Regions from separate parts of the Homo sapiens genome. Here regions 1 and 2 are each linked to region 3. A link is a contact called in ENCODE Hi-C or POLR2A ChIA-PET data. All regions are on one chromosome and are shown on one strand. The core of a region is the stretch at or near the end of the contact, and the rest is flanking DNA. Distances in the headings are between cores, read along the strand shown.

Region 1 (4,489 bases), core at 175-2,674, 1.1 Mb after region 3:
TTGTAAAATCAGTAAGTGACATGAATGCAAATATTTTGAAAATAAAGTTCTTTAGTTTACAAAATACTCAAAGATGGAAAAAATAAAATATCCTAACATTTGATGCTGGTGATAGTGTGGTGAACTAGACAACATTTGCACATTGCTGGCGGGAGGGTAAATTGGTATAAACCTTTAGAAAAGCAGCTTGAAAAACATTCTTCAAAATGTGCTGATCTCTTGGTTTTACTCCTGGAAATATGTCCTAAAGAAATGATAAACAAAATTAGACAGTTATTTCTGTGCAAGGCAGATAATTTGTTGAAATATGAATTTATGGCGTTTTCCCTTTGTATTTTTCCTTTCAATGTCCCGTATATGTAGCCAGACTTCTTTCTGTTTCCTAGTCTCAGGGGCATTTGCAGATATTTGCCTGAATCTACTTGCAGGAAACATCTTTTCCTGTCCTTTGTGAAAGAAGAAGGCCAAGAAAGAAAACACCAAAAAAAAAAAAAAAAAAAAAAAAAGATGAGTGGGAAGGAAAAGGGAAGAAGGAAGGTTTCTAGTATCTGGGAAGAACGCCCAAGTCCCAGAGGCCTGACCTAAGCCCTTTCCATAGCAGTGCCTTGGGATGTGGCATGGTTTTCCAAAAGTTGCTGTCTGTCCAGAGAAGCTGGAGTCAAAACACAGCTATGCTCCAGCATTCTGAGCCCTCAACCTGGCCCCAGCCACTGGGCGTCAAGGAGCATGCTAAGTGGGAGAACAGGGACCTCTGAGGAACCCTCCCTGGTGCCTAGCAAACTGTGCAAACCCCAGGCCCTTTGCTTGGCCTCAGAACCTGGGAGTCCTGAAAGTAACTAAGGTGGTTTTTTCCGGCCAGGCTTCAAATAGGATTTAAAGAAAACTTTGAATGTGACATTTTCACATATCCGCGTTCATGAGAAAACATATTTCCAAAGACAATTGAGTACAGAGTTATTATCTTATTTGATTTTTCAACTAGTGGTTAAATATTTTCCATAGGAAGATACCGAAGTCTCCTGCCCTGTGTTCCCTGAACTCCAAGCACATAACTCATTGTACCAACCTGGCCGGGAGAGTCATTCTCTATATTTAGTGTCTCACTGTTCTTCGAGGTTCTTGGGTCCTGGAGACTTCTCAGAGCGTTATCTTGTTTACCTCTGTGTCCCCAGTGCCTTACACAATGCCTGGCAAACACTATGGGAATGAATGAGGAAATGAACATGTATGTGAATGAATGAATGAATGAACAAATGGGTGTCTGGTGTCTGAGATAAAGGGCCTGGTGAGATCCGTTCCTGTTGTCTCCACATAGACGCTGCTGGCAGCCCTGAGGGCTGTGCACACGGGCCAGGCGGATGGAGTTAACTGCAAACACACTTGGGAAGTGTAAACAGCCCTCCTCCGGGCCAGGCCGACTGGCAGCCTCACGGGCAGCTTGCACAATCCTGTGGGCTGCTATGATACTCATTTTTTGGGCATGGAGTCATCTCTGCTTTGGGCCTCTCCCTCCTTGCCCTGGATTGTCTTGGCAACACAGATGGAACTGCGTGTCTGTTGTCAGTGGGAGGAAGTTCAGACCCCCAGCCCCTCCAGGAACTCCATTCTGATTTAGAGCTGCCCAAGGACCCAAGGAGGCTGGAGCTGAGAGGGAGCTTGGGGATTACCTAGCCCAACCTCTTCATTTTCCAGATGAAGGATCTGAGACCTAAAGAGGTGGGGACACTAAGGCCACTGTAAGTGTGTCAAAGCTTGCCACAGAGCTGGGTGTCCTGGGATGGCAGCTGGTTTCAGAACCAGCCAAGCAAGGCCTGTAAATCCTGGCACAACAGACTGTCCAGCCATGTGAACTTGGATCAGGGACTTCTTCCCGAGTCTCAGTCCCTTCATCTGCAGGGCACTGCGTGCAAGGGTGTTGTGCAGACCTTAGGGAGCGCTGATGGTAAAATGCCTAGCACAGTGCCTGGCTCAGACTAAGGGCTTCCTTCTGCCTCCCTCTGCCCTTTCTTTCCACACTTTTCGTGCTCACCATTCCTCCATATCTGGGCATGAAACGCCGCTGCTTCCCTCAGAACCTCCACTTCAGGGCCACCCCCTTCCCCTGTTGGCTCTGTGTGATGTGGTTGCCTCTGTATTCGTTAGAATCCACTTTCTTTCATGCTTTTTCTGTCTTCACACAACTGTTGATCCTGCCAAAATCATTCATTCATATTTTTCTTCTTTTCTCCCTTCTTACAGGCCTTCCCAGGCCCCTGCTATCTGCCAGCCATCTGCTGGGCAGAGATGCTCATGGCCGGCGCCTGCCCCTACAGAGCGCGACTGCTTCTCTGGAGAGGCTGCATGGGCAATGACAGTGCAGGGGAGGAGAGCTGGATGGCAGGGGCAGTGCTGTGTGTCCTCAAAACCCTGTGCCATCTCTCTCCTTTCTGGAATGCTGTGCTAGGCAGAATAATGTGCCACACCAAGAGGGTGCCTTAGTTCAGACTGCTAGAACAGAATATTATAGACTGGGTGGCTTAAACAGCAGGTATTTATGTCTCACGATTCTGGAGGCTGGAAGTCTGAGGTCAGGGTGCCAGGATGGTTGGGTTCTGGGGAGGGTCTCTTCTGGGCTCACAGATGGCTGCCTTCTTGCTATGCATACCCATGGAAGAGAGCAGAGTGAGCCATGGCAAACTCTTCTGCCTGTTCTTCTAAGACTGCTAATCCCATCATGGGGGCTCCAGCCTCATGACCTCATCACCTCCCAAAGGCCCCACCTCCTAACACCATCACAGTGCAGGGTAGAATGTCAACATTGGAATTTTAGGGAGACACAAATATTCAGTCCATAACAGATGGCCATGTCTTACTCCCCCAGATCTGTGGATGTGACCTCACATGCCAAAAGGACCTTTGCAGATGTGGTGAAGATACGGACCTTGAGAGGGATGGTTATCCTGGATTACCAGGGCGGGCACAATGGTCCCTGTTAGAGGAAAGCAGGAGGTCACAGGGAATAGAAGATGCTATTCTGTGGTTTTGAAAATGGAGGAAAGGGGTGAGCCACAAGCCAAGGAATGTGAGCACCCTTGGAGCCTTCCAAAGGAACAATTCCTACTGATGCCTTGATTTTAGCCCCAGGGAACTCATTCCTGACTTCAAGATACAGAATGCAAACACAGAAGACTACACTTCCCGTTGCCCCTGCAGTTTGGTGGGGTCATATGACTAATTCTGGCCAATGAAATAGGGCACAGGTGACACCTCCCTTTAGCCCGAGGCTTCACCCTCTGCCTTTTCTCTTCCCCTGCCACAGCCACTGAGGACATTCTAGCTGCTCAGGATGCAAAATGATGGAGCTGCTGGCAGCCTGAATCCCCAAGTGACTGTGTGGAGCAGAGCCTCCACCTGACTACCAAAAACTACCAGGATCTGGTGTTACTTGTTACAGCAACGTAACCCAGGCTCTCCTGATGATGAGTACTCTGATGAGGCTCTTGCTTCACAGAGGAGGTGACAATTAAGCCTTGAGGAGACACACATGTGCATGTGTGGTTGCGACCTCTGTGGGCACGGGTCTGTATGAGCACACATCTTTGTGCAACTCAGGTTGTGTGTGCGTTTGTGTGTGTATCTATGGGTTATCTCTGGGTCTAGCTCTAGTTCTGTGGGGTCTGGCACAAACTAAGGTGTCAGTATGTGAGTGGGTGTCTGGTGTTGAGGGGTCAGATACAGTGAGCACAGTACAAGCGAATATGAGGGGAGGATGTGATGACAGTGAATAGATGCTTTCAAAATCATCAGGAAGAAAAAGACGTGGGACACACTGGTAGCTCCAGAGGTGAGTCCTGAGTCCTGCGCCCCTGGGGGCCAGCTTTAGAGCCACGCCATGATTTATTAATCTGTAGTTGCTGTGGGAGCGTGGCTCTTTCTGGAGGGGCAAGCATGAACCACGTCAGTCCCACCACGGGTCGGGTTGGCACGATGTGTTCATTGCCCACATGACTCACTGTTTTGTTACCTGAAATACATCTAATTCCTATTAATAACGAGCACTGTAGGGCATACATTTCATCATTAGCATTAAATGACTTTATTGCAGGATACAAAGGAGCTGCCTGTGATGTATGATGCAACTGCTGGAGCGAGGGCCTTTGGAGAGAGGGCGTGTGTGCACACGAACACGCACACACATGAGCTCTCTTATGTCCTGGTCATTGTGCAATGAGGGTGTGTATCACAGGCAGACAACTTTTCTTGCACACTTCAGCACCTCCTGAAGCGAATATTTTGTTTGCTCGGCTTACCAATGGGGTGCCGGGAAGGCCACTGTGCCCCTAGTTGGTGTGGTACCCTAGGCCCAAGACAGGAACTTGTTTTCCTGAGAGTCTGTGCAGGCCAAGTGCAGGGCTAAAGGCCTTCAAAACTCTTACCTGAAAGAAACCCAGGACCTATCTGTGGGTAGCAGTTGCAAGCCTCATTTTACGTATGAGGAAACTGAGACTCC
Region 2 (4,317 bases), core at 593-3,092, 1.1 Mb before region 3:
TACAGCACTGAGCTGTGAACTCAGTACTTGATGGAGATGAATGAGTGAGTAAAACACAGTCATTTTCTCAAGGGGCTTGGAGCTGGGTAGGAGAGGCAGCATATCAGTAAATGCTTGAGGAACAGTACATGGGCTGCTGTATCAGAGATTGCACACAGAGCCTTCATCTGTTTGTGTGGGCTGGGGAAGGTTCACAGAGGAATGGAGGACATGGCTCTTGAAAAGGCTAGAATTTAGCAGGAGAAGAAGAGAAAAGCATTCCAAAAAGATGGAATAATCCATGCAAATACACGCCATGTTCAGGTACAATCTGAAGAGAGGAAGAGGAGTAGGAGAAGAGGGAGGGAAGATGGGCAGGAACGTGAGAGCCTTTCATGCCCTCATTGTTATCCATACATCACCGTGGATCACTTTATTAAAGGCTGCTTGTTGAATATTTTCCTGGGCCTCTCCAAAGTGTATATGGCTAATCCTCTCAAGGGCATTCCTTCATGCCTTCCCTTTGCTCTACAGGACCCAGACAGGGCAGGGCATGGAGCAGGCACACAGTCCGACTGTCTGGCTGGACTCCTGACCCTTACCATTTGGTCCAACTGCATTGTGCTGAGCTCTTGAGCCACCAGTTTATAGGGTTTTGACACAGATTATGCCTTGTCTGTGTCTTTCTCTCACTCGCCCATCCATCCATCCATCCATCCATCCATCCATCCATCCATCCATGATTAGGAAAGACATCTATATTTGTTGAGTACATGTTTATTAATGTGTAGAGAACACAGCAGAGTTGGAGTCTCCTAAAACATGACTTGCACTGGCTGGTGCCACCTATAGGGGTTCAACTGCTTGATTTTCTTTTTCTTCCTTGTCCCTACCGCCCCCCCCGCTCCCCCGCCACCATCCCTCTTTGAATAAATGAAGATGTTGAGGTTCTTCTATCGAGGTTCCGCTCACTGATGCTAGATATCTAAACTTCATGCAGAGAAGCCATCTACAGAGGCAACAGGCCAGGGTGGGGGCGAGGGGGAGGGCCTGAAAGAAGTTGCCCCCTTCTGTTGATCTCCGACCCGCTTGAAATCTGAGGCATCTCCTGGGGTCAGGAGGCTGCCTTAATATCCGCCCCCAACACTAAACATTTAGCGCAGGGCAAGGAGAGGCAGGCGAGGGAGGGAGGGAAAGGGGGAAGCACATGGCCCTGCTTTGGCCTGTTTGCCTCCCATAATAAGAGGGAAAGGAATAGAAAACACCCAGGCACAACATAAATATTTCCTATTATGGAGAAACTAAAGTCACAATGGAATCTGTCATGCTTGTGATATGAGAGATGGACAATATTTCGGGGCTGCTGCCATGCTGGCACCTGAATGGAGTTTATATTTTGTTTATGGAGCTGAATCCGAAGCCTTTTATTTTTTTGGCTCGGCCTGTGTCATTCTTCATGGAAGCTCGAAATGGCCGCGGAGCAGCTCAATATTCCATTTATTTTACTTATAAAAGAAATTCAAAGGCTGAAAAGATGAAGTAATTGACTTAGTGGGATGACAGTTAAACCCACTAAATTTAATCTTATCCTCTCAAGTACAACATATCGCGCTTACAAATTATCGCCAGCCACCAGGCAGCCCCGCGCTCCTCACCTAATGCAAATGGAGCGGAGGCCTCTGTTATTGTATTATCTGACTTTACTATCAGCATTAATCCGGCTTAGCCCGCTTAATGATGCCACTTGTGGCACTCCGAAGGCAGCGGAGAAGTCTATAAACTACTTCCATTAAAATGCAAATCGGGCCCGCTGAGAAAACAAGTGACACAAAAAGTGGGCGCCGCGCGGCCGCCGCCCGCGATGGCGCCGATGGCTGATGCCGCGATTACGCCGGCGGGGGCGGCCCGCGCGCCACGAACGTGCCCGACAAGCCGCGCCGCTTAATTTCTGAAGAGATTTATATTTTTTTTGTTGTCAGGAAATGAACAAATACTTATCAATGTAAAAACTGCTATCTCCGATCTCCCCGCCGGGTTTTTCATACTGATATTCTTTGCACCCCGTAACACAGGAAATGAAAATCTTCTCCGCCTCTCACGTCGCCGCTGCGCCTTCAAATCCTCTGCGAGCAGACTGGCCTCCCCCCACCGGCCCCCTCCCGGGCTCCCCTCCCCGGTAAACAGAAAAGAAAACTTCTGTGGGCGAAGGAGGGAGAAATTCCAAGGCTCTGGCTTTCCCCAGCCGACTTGGGTTTCGGGGCAGCGCGGGCTCCCTTCTTTCCAGCGCAGGAAGAAGGGGTGAGGGAGGAGGGGCCGGGGTGCTGGCACTCAACGGTAACATCTGTTTTACTTAAGCAGCTCGATTTCGTTTTAGGATGAAAAAGTATTCCCTTTCAGCATGAGGAATCGTGGGCCCTGGGGCTTGTATTGATTCAGAACAAGGCCTCATAAAACACTAGCAGGTGATTTAGTTTCATATTTTGATTCCTTTGTTTAGACAGTTTCTCTCAGGTTCTCCTGTGTCGGCCCGGGGACCCCAGCATCCCTCCTTTGATGTTGGAGGGACACCCGGGCCGTCGAGCTCGCCCCGCTCTTGTGGGTGACTTTGTGCTCTTGAGGGCGCAGCATTTCCCAAGGTTCTCCCCCACCCTCACCCGGCGAGCCCAGGCTCTGCGGTCAGGCTCTCAAATCCTGCAAGGATTGATGGTCCTCACAGAGGGATCAATACTACATTTTAAATATTACAATACCTTTTATTGAGACACTATTACAACACAAATGTTTTACCCTGTCACGGGACCCAGTTAAAATTGCTTTTGACCATCTTATTGGTGGGCTTCCCCGGCCCTCTGTGTTTCCCACTTCTGGGAGGAGTCACTGTGCTCCCGGGATGGGCTGGCCCCGCCCAGGAGGCCTGGGAAGGAGGAGGATGCAGCCTGGGAGGGCTGTGGGGCACCTGGGGAGTGCTGCAGAAACTGGCTGTTGCCCACGTGGCCTCTTTTGGGAGGCTTGTTCTCACTCCTATTGACTCTTCCCTGGCTGTATTAAAAAATACGTCCACAAAGTCCTCTCTTTCTTGGATTTGCACCCCTTACAGGAGAAAGGGGGAGTCTGTGCAGGTGAAGCTAGGATTAAGGACGAAATTTATCGTGGAGCCCTGGGACAGGGCCACAGACCATCTTCTGTGAGTTTGTCAGTCCTCTGTATGTGTCTGGCTGGTCTGCATTTGCCACATCGCCTCCTAACTCCCCCTGCCTGTGTTTATTTCCCTCCCTTTCTGGACTGGAGGAAGCTGCATCTGATTTTCCGACAGGCAGTGCCTAGGATAAGGTCTGGCCTCTGCAATAGAGATACATAGTATGTGCTCAGTGAGCGTTTGTTGAATGACTAAAAGAATGAAAGCTGGCCAGGCCTGGTGGCTCACGCCTGTAATCCCAGCACTTTGGGAGGCCAAGGCAGGTGGATCGCGAGGTCAAGAGATGGAGACCATCCTGGCCAATATGGTGAAACCATGTCTCTACTAAAAATACAAAAATTAGCCAGGCATGGTGACATGCGCCTGTAGTCCCAGCTCCTTGGGAGGCTGAAGCAGGAGAATCACTTGAACCCGGGAGGTGGAGGTTGCAGTGACCCGAGACCGGGCCATTGCACTCCAGCCTGGCAACAGAGTGAGACTCCCTCTCAAAAAAAAAGAATGATGGCTGTGTTATGGTCTGAATATTTGTGTCCTCCTAAAATTCATATGTTGAAACCTAATCCCCAAGTGATGGTGTTTGGAGATGGGGCCTTTGGGAGGTGTTGAGGTCATGTGAGTGGAGCCCTCATGAATGGGTGTTTTTTTTATAAAAGAGACCATAGAAAGCTCCCTGATCCCATCTGTCATGTGAAGACACAGTGAGAAGCACCAGAAATCCACCATTCTCTAGACATGAAATCCACCAGTACTTGGATCTTGGACTTCCCAGCCACCAGAATTGTGAGAAATAAATTCTGTCATTTATGAGCTACCCAGTCTAAAGTGCTCTGGTGCAGCAATCTACACAGATGAAGACAGGAAGGAACGCTATCTTATTGTTCCCCGCTCATCCCTGCAGAAGCTGAAGAGTTGCCTGTGAACAGCTAGCGCACATCCGTGGGTTGCCATCACAGAGGAGAAAGACTCGTTCAGTTTTCCTTGGTCCACCTGAATTTGTTTGCCCCATGTGTTGCCAGTATGGAGTCCCACCTGAGTTTGTACCCTGGTTTCTTCACTTCAAAGCTGTGTTTCTTGAGAGAGATACTGAATCATTCTAAGCCTCAGTGTCTTCGTCCCTTAATTGGAAACAGGAATACCTGCCA
Region 3 (4,153 bases), core at 195-2,694:
CCAAGATTTTTGTTAATTTGTTTGGTTTTCCTTTCTCAAACAAAATTATGCTCAGACTGAAAACCCTAGATTTGTTCCCTATTGCATCTTCATTTCTTCCCAAACATTCCATAAAACGTGACCTACATTAAGTTAGCAAGTTAAGTCTGAAAGCGTCTACCTTCCCTGGGGAGGGGGAAGGTGTAGGCAGGGCAGAGATTTGTAGTCCAGCCCTCTTGCCACAAATTATGAATTAGAGAGGAATGACTTTGCTTTTTTAATGATCTCCAGAGAATTTTCCATCATTTCCCTCTCTTCACCCAGCTCCTTTGCAACCACTGCCAGAGAAGTCTTCCTTTAGCTTCTTAAACATCGATCCTAAAACACTTCCAGACACCTGTGCTGCTCCTTTCAGTTCCCATGGAGATTAGGCTGTGTAACAATCTCGCAAAGACGTTCCCCTCCGTCTCCTCATCCTCTTTTCAAACCCTTTTACGATTTCCCATCTCACTCAGCATGACAGTCAAAGTCCCTGTGATGGCCAACTTCTGCATCACCTAGCCAGTCTGCCACCGCCAAAACTCTCCAGCCTCATCTTTCTACTCTTCCCCTGGTTCCTTGCCCACGCCTTTACACTTGTTCTCTGCTTGGAATCTTCCCTCCCCTCCTTGAGGAACTTTCTCAAATGTCACCTTCCCTCAATACTCCCCCTCCTCCATTTAAAACTATAAACTTCCAACTCTCTAAGCCCCTAAAGTACTCTATATTTAACTTATTGTATAAACTACTGTCCCTACTTGTAAGTTCCAAGATTGCAGGGATTCACCCGCTTTGTTCACTGCTGTCTGCCAAGGTCTAGAACAGTGCAAGTTACCCAACAGGAGTTCAATAAACAGCCATTCATTTAACAAATATTTGCTGAGCACTTCGTCCCGTCCAAGTTTGTTAAATCAAGACAAATAAGACACCGTCCCTGCCTTTAACGCACCAGATGGAGAAATGCACCACAGACATAAATGTGCAATACAGGCCTGACACTACGGCCACAAGCAAGTCAAAGAACGTGCCAAAAGTTCAGAGGAAGAAGCCTCGGCTTCGCCTTTCGGGAGACCAGTCCAGCTTTCCACCATCACGCTGCTCATCAGGGACCATCTCCGGGGGTCTCCTCTAGACCCCAAGGGAGGAGCGGGTCCCGCCCGCCATTCCCAGGTCTCAGAGTTTACTTGTCCAGAGATGCAACTTCCGGCCTCTTCAGGCCGGGCAAGATTTAAGGAAAGAAAAGAAACATAAGGACCTCCGTTCTTCGGTCTCCGTCCCCTCCCCTTCCCCCGCGTGCCGTCCCCACAACGGGCCAGGACTGAACCCAACTCTCGACCAACTCCCGGCAGCAAAACTAAGCACCCTACTTCCGTTGTCCCCACCTGTTCCCGGCGTCCCCTTCGGCTACTCCCGGCGTTTGCGCAAGCGGTCCCACGTGGGCTCGGGCGGGGCTAGCGCCGCGGCGGGGGCTGGGCACGCCCCTAGCGCATAGCTGGCTTCTGATTGGCTTTCCGGTGCTCGCCCGAGCAGGGTTGGGGCGAGTGGACCGCGCCTCTAAAGGCGCTTGCCAGTGCAATCTGGGCGATCGCTTCCTGGTCCTCGCCTCCTCCGCTGTCTCCCTGGAGTTCTTGCAAGTCGGCCAGGATGTCTCAGGTACAGCGCGTGCACAGCCAGGCTGCGAAGGTGCAGCGGGCGGGAGGCCCGTTGGGGGCTCAGCCGGCTGCCAGAAGCTCTCGGGCTCTTTCCTTCCGTGCCCCTCACTTGCTCATGGGCCCATGCCTAGCCCTGATTCGTTGGACAGAGCCTTGTGAGCGGGATTTTCCGTTTGGGGATTTCTAAATCTGCTGCCCACCCCGCAACTGCCGGAAAGTTGCCCATGGGGTGGACTTCGCTGTGTAGCGGGAGAGGGGTGGGAGTCGAGGGTGCTTGATGGAGAGATGGGGGAAGGGGTTGCACGGATTGGAGGAGCGAGGAGACTCAGTCCCCATCCCGAAGCACAGGGCAGGACGTCGCGGCGGAGTGGGGAAGCGAGGAGTCCGTGGCCGAGAGCTTGGAGGTCAGGGGAAGTACGGGGCCGGCTGCTCAGAGTGCGGGACGAGGAGAATCGCGGCCCGGGGAGAGGTGACCCAGGGGCCCCTCCCTTCTCTCCAGTGTAGACCCTTGTCTGAGACCGAGCTATGTGGGGCGACCTCTGGCTCCTCCCGCCTGCCTCTGCCAATCCGGGCACTGGGACAGAGGTCGGTGTTGAACGCGCGGGCCCCAGGGGGAGGGAGGGGACCAACGGGCTCCGGCGCTGACACCGCGGCACTCATGCCCTGTCCCCTTTCAGCTGTTTCCAGCATACTGTGCCCCGTCTGTCCTCAGGCCAGGGCTTCGCTGCAGCCCCGGCCACTCCCTAGTGCCTGGCCCGGTGGTGGCCAGGCAGTTGGCCGCGCTGCTTCTCCCGCAGAGGGGACCCCCACTGGGGGCGAAGGCTTGGCCTGCCCTCTTCACTGCTGTATTTCCAGACCTGATGCCTGCGTTTGTGAGAGCTCTGGATATATGGTTTTCGATTGAATGAGTGAACTGGAGGGGCTTCCCCTTCTTGTGTTGCTGAATCTTTCTAGCTGCCCTGTTGGGGCAGGGAGGGGCAGACACACTTCAGGGGCTGCATTGCCCGAAGGGTGCCACCTTTCCCACCTCTCCATCCCCGTAACTGGGCTGTCATCAGGCCACAGTAGGATTCTTACCCTCTCCCACCCAGAGGAGGCCCTCAATCCTCTCCTCTCCCTTCCATTTAGGCTGAGTTTGAGAAAGCTGCAGAGGAGGTTAGGCACCTTAAGACCAAGCCATCGGATGAGGAGATGCTGTTCATCTATGGCCACTACAAACAAGCAACTGTGGGCGACATAAATACAGGTATGCAGAGCGGGGGTTGGAAGGGCATCTGCTCATCAAAGCAGGCTCAGCAGCTCAGACTGGAAGTCCCTGGGAACTTCACTCTCAAACTGCCTGAGGCCCTACTCTTCAGGTGGGGTATGGTGATGGTTCCTGAGGTGGAAAAGACCATGTTCCGGATTCTCAGTGTCTCCAGTAGTAACAGAATTCAAATCCTGGTTTTAGAAGGTCTTTACTGGTTATCACCAGCAGCTACTCTCTACTAGGGAAGAAGCAAAGGCTGCAGCTTGGAAAAGACTTGCTGAAGGCTCTCAGCTCAGTAGTATCATTGTTGAGCCGTTCAGCTTCTGCCCTAGATGGGCAGGATCAAAGTTGGAGCACTTTTTGGAGCACTTGACAGCCTGGCCAAGCCTGATGTCAGGAGCAGAGAAGCACCTGGTTTCTTGGGCTAGGTCAGAGCATTTCGCTAACAAGTCTGTGCCTTCCTGATGATAACTTTTTCCCTGCCCAGAAATCTTGGTGCAGATTTTGAGGCTGTGCTTTGGACTGTCATGTTCTGTAATAACATCTTTCCTGCCTTGGGCAGGTTTCATTCTGTCCCTAAGTCCCTGAAACATGGGTGGATACTGAGGCAACAGCGCAGTGCATTCTGTGCAAGGACTCAGGGTTATCATGGCAGCACAGAAGGGAGGTCTCCCCTGCCCCTGCTGAGGAAGAAGGCGAGCATGGTCCCTATTTCCGCAGTAGCTGGGGTGGAAGATGGAGCAGGTGGGCTGGCTGCCAACCAGCTGGAAGCAGGAAATAGTACCCAGAATGACAGATCACAGGCAGTACCATATCAAACCCTGGGGTTCACATGGAGCACTTAGTTGAAGAAGGTCTTATGGCGAAGGTGAGTTTTACAGTGAGTTCGTAAACTCTGTCCTTCCAGGGAGGGGAAGGAAAGGTGAAGTGGGGGAGGCCAGAGGTGCCAAGATGCTTTTCTGACAAACAGTATTTTCACAGAGACTGGCCTGTGCCCGTACTAGAGTTACCGATTTTCACATGAGTCTAGATAGACTGGCATAGGAATCTATCACTTACTGATCAAAGAGGTGTCATCGGCTCTCTCTAGGGCTGTACTATACAGCCCTATTACACGATTATAAAACATGATAGTCCAAACACGATAGTTTAGTATAATAGCCAGTAGCCACATATGACTATATAAATTTTAACTGAGGCTGGGCGCTATGGCTCATGCCTGTAATCCCAGCAC

Evidence for each region. A loop is a pair of places that touch in the nucleus more often than their neighbours do. ChIA-PET counts read pairs that join two places held with the same protein, here RNA polymerase II (POLR2A). Pooled maps may share reads with other maps.
Region 1: a loop to region 3 is called in a map of ascending aorta, with 5 times the contacts of the local background. The contact joins the enhancer-like site here to the promoter of C2orf76 in region 3. A Hi-C loop is called at or near these places in 1 of 168 maps with a recorded cell type or tissue (ascending aorta) and 3 of 50 pooled maps. POLR2A ChIA-PET finds 5 or more read pairs at or near these places in 1 of 52 experiments (RWPE1).
Region 2: a map of CD4-positive, alpha-beta T cell shows a loop between it and region 3 (6-fold over the local background). The contact joins the enhancer-like site here to the promoter of C2orf76 in region 3. A Hi-C loop is called at or near these places in 3 of 168 maps with a recorded cell type or tissue (CD4-positive, alpha-beta T cell, CD8-positive, alpha-beta T cell and naive thymus-derived CD4-positive, alpha-beta T cell) and 9 of 50 pooled maps.

The regions. Positions count from the first base shown.
Region 1 is chr2:120,469,052-120,473,540 of GRCh38, forward strand. No RefSeq gene overlaps it. Among named protein-coding and RNA genes, the nearest start is that of LINC01101, 4.9 kb to the left of the region's middle. Within about 2 kb of position 1,425, at least 23 of the 41 ENCODE cell types and tissues checked have a DNase peak (open chromatin) inside an H3K27ac peak, as active enhancers do; they include ascending aorta, where a contact is called at or near this core.
Region 2 is chr2:118,308,354-118,312,670 of GRCh38, forward strand. No RefSeq gene overlaps it. Among named protein-coding and RNA genes, the nearest start is that of THORLNC, 120 kb to the left of the region's middle. Within about 2 kb of position 1,843, at least 12 of the 41 ENCODE cell types and tissues checked have a DNase peak (open chromatin) inside an H3K27ac peak, as active enhancers do; they include CD4-positive, alpha-beta T cell and CD8-positive, alpha-beta T cell, where a contact is called at or near this core.
Region 3 is chr2:119,365,390-119,369,542 of GRCh38, forward strand. C2orf76 (chromosome 2 open reading frame 76) reads right to left here and starts at 1,445. Exons shown (of 6, transcript NM_001322331.2): 1 at 1,401-1,445. DBI (diazepam binding inhibitor, acyl-CoA binding protein) reads left to right here and starts at 1,588. Exons shown (of 4, transcript NM_001079862.4): 1 at 1,588-1,671; 2 at 2,799-2,916. The coding sequence starts at 1,663. RefSeq lists enhancers at 1,019-1,278, 1,649-1,978, 2,509-2,708 and a silencer at 1,399-1,548.